Regions from separate parts of the Homo sapiens genome. Here region 1 is linked to region 2. Evidence: chromatin contacts called from ENCODE Hi-C or POLR2A ChIA-PET data. All regions are on one chromosome and are shown on one strand. Each heading gives the region's core, a stretch centred on a gene start or an enhancer-like site at or near the end of the contact. The rest is flanking DNA. Distances are from core to core; before and after follow the strand shown.

Region 1 (6,925 bases), core at 739-3,238, 89 kb after region 2:
AGATTCAATAAGCTGTAATATATTCATATAGAATACTATATAGCTATGAATAGGAATGAACTATAAACACAACCTTTTGATGAATCTCAGAATATAGTATTTTTAAGGGGAAAAACTAGAAAAAAGTAGGAGGTTACAGTATATAAAGGAACAGGACACTCAGTGGGAAATTATTTTCCTTAAAACAGCAAGAAAATGATTGACTCAAAGCTCAGGATAATTTCTGCAGTGGGTGGGAAATGGGAAATGAAGTAAAGGTATCTGAGAGAGGCACACAAAAGGCTCCAAGAGTACCAGTAACCTTACATTGTTAAGGTTGAGTAGCGGGTACTAAGTGTTCCTTGTATTGTTTTGTTTTATAACTCATACATACTTACATATTCTTTAATATATACTACATATATATTTGTAACTACTAAAAGGGTAAAGGAAGAAGTTCACCTTTTAACTTATAGCACATCCTGACAAATAAACAATTTATTAGGTGCTAAAATTTTTTCCATCTCTATAAATTCCAAACTTAGAAGGTTACATTCATCTTTCTTGAATGAATCTAGAAAATAGCAATTTCTAAAAACCAATGCAGAAAGTATTACACCCATTCAGAATCTATAGGGTAAAACAAGCTTCACTAATTAATGAAGTCTAATGAGAAATCTGCCTTCTCCATTTAAAAGAAAGAACCTTTCCTCTATCTTTATTGCCATTCTGGGGTAAAGTATTTTCCCTTCACAAAAACAAGAAGTTTGTCTATGCTGGGAAAGATAAAAAAGAGAAACCCATTTGAGCTGCCTCAAATAATCATGAATACTCTTGCCTCCCTTACAGGACCAATGTTAACTTAGTACTCCAAGTAAAAATGTCTTCTGATTTTGAAGTATCTTATGCATCTGTCTTCAAAAGCCCCAAGTTATTCATAAAAAGCCCTCAAAATTTAGAAATGTTTAAATAACATTTTTAACTTTTAAATAATATACTTAAATAGGATCATAATTTAAAGCATAATTTGGATTAAAAAAATAAAAAGTAGTTATTCTGTCAGTTGAATTACTCTGACATTGGTATCCTGACTTCCTGAAGCTAACTAAAACATTCCTGCCATGATGCCAGCTTCCTAGCCAGGCTTTCTGAAAGAACTAAGGGAGCTCAAGTTCCCCCAGCTGAACAGGAGCCAAAATATGAACCACTGCCTCTTCTGTGCAGTTGTAAGCAGGATAAATTGCTCATAAATCAAAGCTGTCTTTATTGATCACAATGACAACAACCACACTAGCCAGATGGTCAGTCTTCAGGGTTCAGGACATACTTTTAAGGTAAAAGGAGCTTCAAACTACAGACCTTGGAAACAGACTTCTTGGAACCACATTATCCTTAAATAAATAAACAAACCTCAATTTAATAAAGAAAAATTACAGATAGCTCTAAGAAATACACTTGACTACTCAAGTATTCCCAAAATGACCATGGCAAATGTTCCTGGGGTTCCTCTTCCCTATACTCACTTATTTATTTCTCCATTGAGCACGGGCTTATCCCTGCCACAAGCTTTACCTTCATAAATCATTGTTTATTATTTCATGAGGGTAAGAGTGGTATTTGTCTTGTATACTACTCACAAATTTGGAGTCCTGTATTTAGTAACAATAATACTAATCTTGATTATGTAGATCAAGCATTCATAGTACAGTGAAGTATAATCATAAATTCACCACCAGGAAATGATTTAAAAAAAATCCCCACCAGTGGCTACCCTATCAGAAGGCTTTATTAACCCACTCTAGGAAAAATGTGGCAATGTGGCAATTCAATGAAGTGTATACTTTTTTGTGGCCCTTACTTGGCCTAGCAATTATTTATTTTTAAATAAATCACATAAATGAGAAATCATTTAAAGCAAGAGTCTCTGGAATGCATTCCCATCTGGTCCCAGCCCTTCCCTTTCCCAGCAGAATGGAAAGACTGATGAGTCACTAACAAACCACCCACAGCCATCTATTTTTCACTGCCTTCAGCAGTACCCATTTCATGTGTGGGGCAAAGAAGAATTTGAACAAATCACCATTCTTCTTCCTACCTTTCCTACTACTGCCAGATTGTTGGAGGGGAAAAATGAGTGGGAAAGATTATCCAAGAAGGGCAGAAAGAAAGGCAGGATGGAAAAAGCGGGCTGAGGATGTTGAAAGGCTCAAGAGGCTCCTGGACTGTTATTATATTGAATTTCTAAGAAGAGGTTGAGAGGTGGTGACAGGGATATATCAATTTGGAACACGTAATTTTCCTAAAAAGGAAACTATTCTTTCATTCCACTGAAATACTGTATTCAGCAGGGTCAGTCCAAAACTGTTCAATGCCCCAACCCATCTCTGTGTCTTTCTGGTTAAGCTGGCAGTGAGGTGACTGATTATTCATACATTCAGTCATCCTTCCTTATTAGCTTACTGCCTGGTCACACCTGGAGATCAACTGGGAACAGGTGTTTCACTCAGAGTGCCTTCCCATTTGCTTCTCCTTGTTCCTGTCCTAAAGTACCCACCCTTACAAGGAGAGGGGAAAAGAGCATAAAGTGATGGAATGGGTGCCCCATCAAGCTTTGTACAGTCAGTCTTACAGTATACTGTCAACCCCAGTTTTGCCGGGCATGTGACTTCTGGAACTATGACAACAAAATCTCAGTAGAACCAAACTACCAAATACCTTTTGAGGTGCAGACTGATATAATTTTACCAGAGAATTGTGAAGTGGTACATATGGCCTTATTCAAACCTAGGCTGTTAACAATTAAATAAAAAAGTATTTCTGGGTACAATAGCGTGCATCTGCAATCTCAGCTACTCAGGACGCTGAGGCAGGAAGACTGCTTGAGCCAAGGAGTTCAAGGACAGCCTGGGCAACATGGTAAGACCCCATCCCTAAACAATAAATTTAAAAATATTAAAACTCTGGAAATAAATTTAAAAAACAAATTGCTAAAAAAGTTTTATAAGCCTAATAAAGAATGCTTCATTACATACCTTTCAGTAATATTAAACATGAAAGTCAATGTGTGACCTCTTTAAGCAAAAAATTGGGCCTAGAACTCAAACAAAAATAAATGGTTTTCCCAGCTTCAGAGAAATAGTATGAGAAACCAATGTAATTATAAAATAGTGGGCATCCTACTGGTGTAGGTACTTTCTAAATTACTGCTCTATTCTATCATTAGGATGAACCCAGGACTATACAAAACACTTACCAGGAGTCAACATTCTTAGGTGTAAATGCCCAACAGGAATTGTATAGGATGGCCAAAGGGCTTTAAAGTGGGAACGGAGATGCTTTGGTTACAAGGACTACCAGGGCAACAGTGCTACAATTTTGTGAGGTTTGCCAGCAGGTTCTCCTTGCAGGCAGCATTACAACTAAAAATGTCAAAATATCCTACATATACCTATTACTCTCTATTCCTACTGCAACTGTGATTTTTTTCAGACTACTTCAGTATTTCTAGTCAAGGCTAGTCTTAACTTCCACTCCCATCTATGGCCTTATCCTTTCTCTTCATTCCTAAAACATGCTTTTGTCTTCTGCATAGCAAATACATATTCTTATCATACCCCCATATATTTCTTGGTTCAGTGTGTTTATTGTACTGACACTAAGTGTATCAGATCAGAACCAGTCTGTCTCTCTCAGGTTGCAAATCCTTTCAGAATGCACAGCAACACCATTATCATCTACCCTCCTCCCCCAAACAGAACATGTATATATTTATATACATTATCTCATTTACTAGAAAACTACAGTATTTGATAAAAAGAAAAATTAAGTTTGCAAAACATTTTAATGAAGTAGCATTGTTATTCAACAAACCAGTTACAGGGAAGAAAATGAAATAATGAATGAGAAGGAAACTAATTTAATATAGGCCTATGTTCAATTGTATAGAACGTGATATTCTGAAAAGTGATTTTTATGATCTCACTTGACCCACAAATCCAAATATATAAAGAAGAAAGTGACAAGAGTCATGTACTATGTTAAGTGCTTTTCACAATTGATAGTTTTACAACTCAATAAAATACGTATTATTTTCCCCCTTTGGAAAATAGGAAACTCAGAGAGGCTATGATGCTAATGCACTATGGAAACTGGCCCAATTGTCACATAGAACTGATGTTTATGGTTTCTTTTGAATAAACACAGAAATTGATCCTCCCAGTCTTAAAACTTGAGAAAGTTAAAACTGTCTTATCTGAGTTCCTTTCTCAAGAAACCATCAGGTCTCCCAGAAAGTCTCAAATGAACTATAATTACCAGATACCATATCTGGATAATGAGACACCAGACCCCTCACCCATCACAATTGCCTAACTGACCACCTGCTTCCTGCTGACCAACTTCTCTTTACTCCTCCCTAATTCCTATTTTAGCACACATGGTTACATTTCTTCCCTGCTATATAAACCCTTAATTTTAGTCCATCAGGGAGATAGATTTGAGACTGATCTCCCCCATCTCCTTAGCTGCAGCACCTGAGTAAAACCTTATTCCCTGGCAATACTCACTGTCTCAGTGATTGGCTTTCTGTGCAGCTACTTGCAAGACCTAAAACAAACCTCTAGCATGTCAGTAACAGATTTTGATTCCCTGACCTGAACACATTGCTTGCCGGTCAGCTGCTGCAAGCCAGGAGAATTCTTAGAAGCCCTCCTAAGAAACTGCCTGACCCTTTTTTGGCTGGAGGTGGGTTTTCGTCTCTCTCTTTGGCCACGCTGCTGCCTGACTGCCTAGAAAAAAACAGCCTTTGAAATCTGACATCTATGTTCAGATGAGTGAGTGTCCTTTGTGGATACCAGCAGCTGGATTTGCTCCTCTAAGAAATTCTGAAGGAATTTCTGTTTGCAGGTTGAACAAGCCCAACTGACTGAGAGAGGAAAGCAACCTTTCTGTTTCAGTTTGGACACTTTTGGGGCTTGTCTGTTGCTGCAGCAGTTGGATTGTGTTTCAGTGCAGTTGGATTGTGTTTCAGTAATTGTTTGTATATGTGTTGATACAGTTATGGGAAATCAGAATTTGATAAACTGACTTTTTTTTAATACTGTTTGGCCCCAATATTCTTTGGAATCTGCATAAGTTAGGTCTCTCCTAACTTCTCATTTTGCTGTTGAACAGGAAAGCAGGATGGAGTTCCATGTATCCAGGCTTTCACGCTGCTGTTCTAAGCAGGGTTGGGCCTGCTTAGTACATGATGTTCTTCTGTGCTGTGTTTGGCCCCAGAATTCTTTGGAGTCTGAGGGGGTTTGGCCTTTAAAAATCAAACACCTATGGAAACAGCTTTACCCAAAATTTTGGTTTATAGCCTTCACAGGATTACCTATCAGTGCAAATGAGGTTTAGCCATTTGAACATGTGTGTAGACCAGTGAGTTGGTATTGCTATTGCATGGCTAGGGTTCTGAAGTAAAAGCTATTGGATCTTTCTGTGTGCATGTGTGTGTGTGCGTGTACATGTTTAGAAGTGTTTATGTGTATGTACATTTATGTTATTATGTTTTGTCTACCAAATTGGCTTATAAATAAAAGAGCACTCATAAATTAAGTAAATACATCCAAGCATTTTCCAAGTTCATGTGACTTAAGTAAATCTTTAATAAATGAACTGGCTTTAAAATTTTTGTAAGATAAAAACAGAAATGTCTTCAGAATTGTTAGTATATATTTTTGTCTGGGTTTTATATTTGTCTCTGCTAGATATTTTGAGGTGCTGGGGTTTGGCACAGAAGGTTATAAAACTATAAACCCAGCCAAAATCAAAATGATCTTTGTGTGATTTTGTTGATAAATAAGATTAATTTAATGTTGTTGGTTTAATGAAAATGCCTGAATTTTCTGAGTTATTGATGAAAATGCCCAATGTATTTAATTTTAACATTCTTACTTAGGTGAACATCTGATATTCACAGATCACAAAGTAGTTAGCAAGGAACTGATGACTAGCTTTGTCTAATACCTCAGTTTTCAGAAGTAGTCTACATAAACTGTTTTTAAAAATGAAGGTACTGTGGGAGGCTGAAGTAGGTGGATCATGAGGTCAGGAGATTGAGGCCATCCTGGCCAACATGGTGAAACCCCGTCTCTACTAAAAATACAAAAATTAGCTGGGAGTGGTGGAGCGTCTGTAGTCCCAGCTTCTCAGGAGGCTGAGGCAGGAGAATCACTTGAACCCGGGAGGTGGAGGTTGCAGTGAGCCAAGATCATGCCACTCAGCCTGGCGACAAGAGTACATGTAAATGTGATAAATGTTTGCATTGCTTTGTTTCATACTACGTTTGCTATTCTGCATAGATAGTACTAGCACTAAAGTACTTACTGGTCATGTACCTTAAGTCAATGCCTTAATTGCACAAAATGTATAGTGTTACTGGTGGATTTAAATACATTAATTTGCATACCAGGAACAAAATATCCATCATTTGTGTTTCTAGGCTCTGGATAACACTGTCACCCCCAAGGTAAAGTATTTTTTACCTTGAGTATGAGAAAAAATTTGGGGTTCATTTTCTATTTACTTTTGCTTTCAATTTTCATTTACCTGCTGTTTGTTCTTTGGGTTTTACTTACACATACACACATGTATGAAACCAATGATGTTTTTCAATTTCTAATGGAAGGATTGTATTTGGTTCTATAAATAGTCATTTTGTTTCCTCTGCATTTCCAACAATTTGTCATTTGCTTTCAAACTTTAGTTGTGTTCACCATTATCAAAATTAAGTAACATTCACTTGGATTAAGTAGCAATAAAAATGTGAGACTTTGTACTTTCCAATGATTTTTTTATCCCAAGCGTTTTATCACTGTTGGGACTCCAGGTGTACACTTTATAACAAAATATATACAAATGTTGCACTGATTTGAGGATTCTAATGGTGAAAGTTACCTAAATA
Region 2 (6,397 bases), core at 3,263-5,762:
GGCCCTCATGGGGTACCCGCGGTGCTCCATGTACCGTGCTATTGTAAAGAGCTGTGTATAGCTCATGCCAGTCGTAGCAGCGTCGAGAACAATTTGGTACGCCGTCTCAAAAGCTATGTGATCCTTTTCACAAAGGGTTAGCGCAGAGAGGGCACAGTTCTGTGGATCCTTCATGGCACACTGCAGTGCAAGTGTCCGGGCGCTGCTGGCCAGCTTTTCCTGCTGGTGGCAGTCCAGGTGGAGGCGGACGATGGTGCTGTTGGACATCACGGTAGTTGCAACTATACTTGTGGCCTCGGTGGGAGTAAAGAGTGTAAACCAGGTCTGCATGATGCTGTCCAGGGCATAAACCCCTGCAAGGAACACAAACAGGCTCTATTACTGACGAGGAGGCTGCCCAGAGGTCCTGCCTTATTTTGACTTTTACAACCAGTGTTTACATTGTTAACCATCATAGGACATGAGCTAGGCTAGAAAATCCTGTAAAGTAATGTGCCTGTGAGAAACCTTTAAGAATAAGGTCATTATGAATTGTTATTCAGTGAAATGCCTGAAAGGAACATGAACTTGCTATAATAAAGAACCAATCCTCTTGGTAGCTGGTATTTGTACTGTGCTGCTTGCCATTTCAGACAATGGCTTTTTGCTAATGAGTTCTACTTCACTGGGGCTTCCTGTCAGAATTTGAGGCTCAAAAATTGCAACCTCACCAAAACAGGGACTTTACATGGCTTATGTGCTTGTGTGTAAGGTAAAAGTACACATAATACAAAAGTTTAAAACACACAAAGAAGCTGGAAAATGTGGCCCATAATCAAGAGAACAAAGTCAATAGAAGCAGACCTACAGATGAATCAAACGTTGGAAATGGCTGACCATGTCTTTAAAATAATCACTTTACGTTCACAGACCCAATATCCCTCACTTGTAGGAAAATCCTAAAAGTGAATGATTTGAAGAGAAGGTACTAGGTCTCAGAGAGAAATCAGGTTTATATGTTGGGGCAGGGGCAAAGAAGTTGTGTGGCAGTTCTTAAATTAGTATTATTTTTGTTTTGCTTCACTAAAGCATGACTTTAATGATGTAAAGATAATCTTTATATTGAGACCAGCTTCCCTTTTTCCAAAATAAAAAAACCATTATACGTTAGTGAAAGAAAAATAATAATTTTATAGTATATGCTGTGTCATATCTAAACACTGGGATGGCAGTGTTTTCTCAGCATGAAGTATGTATCCCTTTCTGATGCAAATATGAAAAAAGAACGTTTAACCACTATTTATTTTAAATAGCAACCATTTGTTTCTGTTGGCATTCTTGCTGGGAATGTACAGTTTTCTTCTGAACTGATCTACTGCTGCAGTGGAGAAATAGTTAGCTGAAGGGCCTCACAAAATGGCAGCTTATGGGCAGCCAGGAAATCTTCTTATGGCCAGCTACAATTGCTCACACATCTGGAGGATCACCTAAACCACACCCAGTGGTCATCACTTCTCTGCTGGATACCATGATGTATGCCTTCAGATGATAAAGAAGAAAAACAGTGCAACTAGGTAACTTTATATATATGAACTGAATAAAAACAGTTTACTCACTGACTTATACCATTTTAAATAAGAAGCTGGAGCTTCACAAATGTGACCATTTCAAGTTGAATAATACAAGTATGTATAACTGAAGGTTAGGGGTAAGGGGTCAGGGAGAAGGAAGCCCTTGTGGACTGCTAGAAGGAGCCTTGGAGAAGTCAACATAAAAGAGTGAATATGTTCACATGTCTGTAACTGACAAGTTAAATCCTACCATGAGGCACCTAGGAAAGCTTCTGTTCCAGAGTTTACCTACCGACTTCAGTAGCACACGTTACCAGCCACCTCACCATCTCCCGCCGTCGCCAATTTAAGGTTGACAGTGTCATTCGCATAACCTATAAAAACAGGGTAACAAAATGTTTTAGAAAATTATCCTGAGTCAATGAAAAAAAAGGGGGGGGATAAACTATAAGGCATATAAGGCATACCTACTGTCTACCACCAGGAAGATGAAAGCATAATTTAGAGCAAAGCTCTACATATGAATTTGGATTTGTCCATGGCTACCCCAGGTGGCCTTGCCACAGCCACATTCTCCTCCTGGCAAGAGGCCCATATTCTCCTCCTGGTGGGCCCACTGACTAGATGTGGTATCTGAACCAGTTACTCTATCTTTTCTCATCTGCAAAATCAGAGGGCTGGACTGGAGCATTAAACACAGCCCATGCCCTTTTTCCCTCCCCAGATTTAACATTCCATAGTTCAATTTCTGAGGCTCCTGTGAATTCATTCTAACCAGGAACTCTCAGTGGGGAAAGAGGTATTTTAAAATAATCATTTTAGTTATTCCTTCAATCTCTGATTGCTCTTTTCTGGTGACCATGAAGGTAACTCCAGGTTTATGGGGGAAAAAATCATCCTTGATATCATTAGTGATCTGATTTTGTTTTTCACTTTCTAACAAGAAGTCCCTAAATAAACATATCTCCCTCTTCATAATTCCCCCATTCTTTAAAGATTCAAAATATCCAGGGACGGTCAGGTGCGGTGGCTCATGCCTGTAATCCTGGCAATTTGGGAGGCTGAGGCGGAATGGATCACGAGGTCAGGAGTTTGAGACCAGCCTGGCCAATATGGTGAAACCCCGTCTCTATTAAAAACATAAAAATTAGCCAGGTGTGGTGGCGTGCGCCTGTAGTCCCAGCTACTCAGGGGGCTGAAGTAGAAGAATTGCTTGAACCCAGGAGGCAGAGGTTGCAGTGAGCTGAGATTGTACCCCTGCACTCCAGCCTGGGTGACAGAGTGAGACTCCATCTGAAAAAACAAAACAACAACAACAACAAAAAAAAAAAAAAAAAAAAACCCACAAAATATCCAGGGACATCATATCCCCAGAGGCCCTGTGGGATTCCTTTTTAGGTTCTAGAAATACTCACAAAGGGCCTGTGAGATTCCTTCTTAGGTTCTAGAAAGAATGAGTCAAGGAATAAGCTCTCGTGCATATCCTATTTACCATGAATTCCAAATAACAAGAGAGCTCATGTTAATGGTTCTTTCTGCATCACATCTTTAAGATGAGGCAAATGGTGACAAAAATTAGCCAAATAACAAGAATTAAAAAAAAACAAAAAACTTCTGAACCATCACTATATAGCTTAAAAGCAATCTTCTATACCCTTTGCTTGTACAGTATTCTATGTTACCATGGTAGGTACATTTTCCTGTGATCCTATTATTTAAACATTATTAGTCACTGTAAGGGAGAATCCACAACTAAAACACCAGATTAATTATCCAATCAGGGGATTATACTCCCCATTCTTTAGGTAACTGGGGTATAACAATTTTGTTCACTGCTTTTTAATGGGAAGAAAGCAAATGTTAATAGAGATTCCATGAGAAAAATGAAACAAACTTTTTAGTTCTTGGTTTATCCAGTGATCTGTTCAGAAACTATAAGGAAGCAAACATCTATCTGCATGACGAACTCAAAATGTCCTTGGTATTCTGTTCTGCTGAAATCTAAAACTGGACTCTGGCCCGATCACTCCTCCTTTACCTATTTTTCTCAGAGTTATTAAAAGGAGCTAGAACTGCCCATCTATTATGAAAATGCAAACATCAATAAAAATTTATACTTCCTCTAAAAATTTAACCCTAACAACTGAATCTTCATTATACATGCTAGCTTTATTTAAGTCTCTTATTAGCAATAATTCTTCTCCCTTCATTCAAAGGAGAAACAGTGTCGTTAAGGCTGCAATTCAGAAAATGATTTTTTTTAATTGAAAGACACAAATTAGGCTGCTAAATGTACAGTCCATGCACCTTACATAGCAGTCTGGTTCAGCTGGGAATGACCACGTCTCTGAAATACAGTTCTCTCCTGAAGTCTAACAGATTTGTACTCCAAAGAGTCATTTACCTGCACTCAAAAATCCAATCAAACAAAAACAACCCTAAGAGGTGCCTTTATTTAGCAGTCTTTGATGTCCCAGGAAAGACTACCAGTCATGTACCTGCAGGCCCAGCTCCAGAGACACTTTCAAAAGAGTGATGTCTGGCAAACTGTCCATGAGAGTTGCTATTTTAAATGCATCTTGGGCAAGCTTGAAGATGTGTGATGAGGAGTGAATGTTTTTCTGGATGGATTCTAATACTGTTTCCAGCCTCCGAACATCGCCTGCAATGAACAAGGGAAAACCAAACCAAACCAAATCAAAGCAAAGCAAGACAAACAAATAAACAAAAATCATACAACCATACACACACACAGAGGGGGAAAAAAGAAACAAAACAAAACATAAAGCACAAGTTAATTTACCTAACATGTTCACAGATGGCACAGGTGTTACAACTAGGGCTCCCATAATTACTGCAATGTCTGTGAATCTCGGCTTCACAAAAAAAGATACACTGAGACACACCCTCAATGACTCAAAGCACATATGAACCAGGACCAACATGAGACAGCAACAGCTCTCCTAGTTCCTACTTATGTATTTTTGGTGAATATTTCAGGAAGAAAAAAATGTAACCCAACTTGTAAATCTGCTTCTGAATTTCAACCATTTATATTTTCTTAGCATGGTAACTAACCTGAACTCTGCTGGCAGCAAGTTAATGATGCAGGTAAATGAGGAAAATGCCACCTGTTTTGCCTTAAAAGCTAACATCTAAAGAAAAAGATCCCTTCAACCTATCTGACATTAACACCACTGCTGAGAATTTGATAGAAAACAAGACTTAAAAAAAATAAACAGGCAAACGAATGAAACAATTATGAGGCCTCAGGACAGTACAGTACCTTTGGCTGCAGTTAGCATGGTGGATGCCAGCTCACACTGCTGGGACTCAATGTGGCTTAGAGTGAACCAGCGAGGGTAGCGGTTGGGAACAACTGATGCAATGTGGTGTGGGCGGGTGAGGTCTCCTGATGGAGCAGTAGATTCCAATACTAGTAACCTATAATGAGAAGACAAGGAAGGTGGCCCCTAGTTATTTCTTGACCATGTCCTTGGCCAGAAAGACTGGCCAACAGAAGCCAGAGGAGTGGGTAGATGTTCAGGCCTCTACTCAAGTTCAGCAAGGGCTGGTACAGCTATACTCTGCTGTGTGGGTGCAAAATACCTAGATTTTTTGGACTACTAATTGTTTGCTAATAATAACTGTTCATCACCCAAACCTTGTTAGTTGTTCATCACCCAAACCTAAGAGATTTTCTTTCTTTAGCACCATTCAGAAAATTACAATATTCAAATAAATTAAGATACGCAAACACCGAAGAACTTTTAAACACAGGTCTTGATGTTTACCTACAAATTTTGAATTCTATGACTCAAAAAATAAATCAACAGAAACTGATAGTGAAATGGATATTTAAGACTGAGATCACAGTCAGGAAGCAGTGAGTACTTAAGATGAATAAGCTTAACCTATTTAAACATAAAACAAGAAGGGAAGTAAGACAAAAATTACCTCTTTTCCATCCATTCATACTTTCTGAACAATTAGTTTCTTATGACTCCAGGAATTTGACATTAGACTATGTTCTACCAACCATATTACAGAAGATAAATGTGACCTAAGTGTCTGTCCCTTGACAGTTTTGCATAAATTCAGAGTGATTTCTGATTTTTTATTAAGAATATACTGTCATGGCGAAACCCTGTTTCTACAAAATATAAATCAGTTGGGTGTGGTGGCATGTGCCTGTAATCCCAGCTACTTGGAAGGCTGAGATGGGAGGATCAGCTGAGCCTGGGAGCCATGATTACACCACACCGCACTCCAGCCAGGGCAACAGAGCAAAACCCTGTCTCAAAACAAATAAAAAAAGAATATGCTGATGAAAAAATTTCTAAAAGCAAAGCAAATATTTAGTAATCTCTTCTAAAAGTACCAAAAAGCTTAGTAGAGTACCTAAAGCTGAAATAATTTATTTACAACCATCAAAATGCCGGCCTTCAGTCAAGTACACCAGTGTTAAGAACTATGAAATAAGATAAGAGCTGGAGACCAAGAAGAGTCAGCTGGGTCTGGGAGTGATGCTGGCCTCAAGGCCCCACCCAAGAGCAATTATTGCCTGGTAAGCCAAATGGCTCATTCTCTTCTCCTTTTATTTAGGAACAAAAAGATGTCAGCAGTAGAGAAGGTGGCAAGGTAGGCAGTTAAGTAGTAAGAATAATGGCAGGGTTGCTATTTAGCTTTTTTTTTTTTAACTCAGAATATCCTCGTATTCACAGGCAGGTCTTGCCAGACTTACTGTAGAAGAAACTAATCAACATCCCTGGGAAGATGAGAAAATGAGTGCTGAAGATGACCTTCCTTAGCCTTCCTCTTCCAGAAGGACTAAGAAGCATGCGAGC

The links. Hi-C counts contacts between places; a loop is a spot of excess contacts on that map. ChIA-PET counts read pairs that join two places held with the same protein, here RNA polymerase II (POLR2A).
Region 1: a map of gastrocnemius medialis shows a loop between it and region 2 (1.9-fold over the local background). The contact joins two enhancer-like sites. A Hi-C loop is called at or near these places in 1 of 168 maps with a recorded cell type or tissue (gastrocnemius medialis). POLR2A ChIA-PET finds 5 or more read pairs at or near these places in 5 of 52 experiments (AG04449, BJ, WTC11 and 2 more).

The regions. Positions count from the first base shown.
Region 1 is chr5:61,445,399-61,452,323 of GRCh38, reverse strand. The region is part of intron 1 of ZSWIM6 (zinc finger SWIM-type containing 6); the gene reads right to left. Among named protein-coding and RNA genes, the nearest start is that of ZSWIM6, 120 kb to the right of the region's middle. Within about 2 kb of position 1,988, at least 8 of the 41 ENCODE cell types and tissues checked have a DNase peak (open chromatin) inside an H3K27ac peak, as active enhancers do.
Region 2 is chr5:61,537,411-61,543,807 of GRCh38, reverse strand. It overlaps ZSWIM6 (zinc finger SWIM-type containing 6), which reads right to left. Exons shown (of 14, transcript NM_020928.2): 11 at 4,837-4,994; 12 at 4,049-4,212; 13 at 1,843-1,924; 14 at 1-353. Among named protein-coding and RNA genes, the nearest start is that of LINC03122, 97 kb to the left of the region's middle. Within about 2 kb of position 4,512, at least 2 of the 41 ENCODE cell types and tissues checked have a DNase peak (open chromatin) inside an H3K27ac peak, as active enhancers do.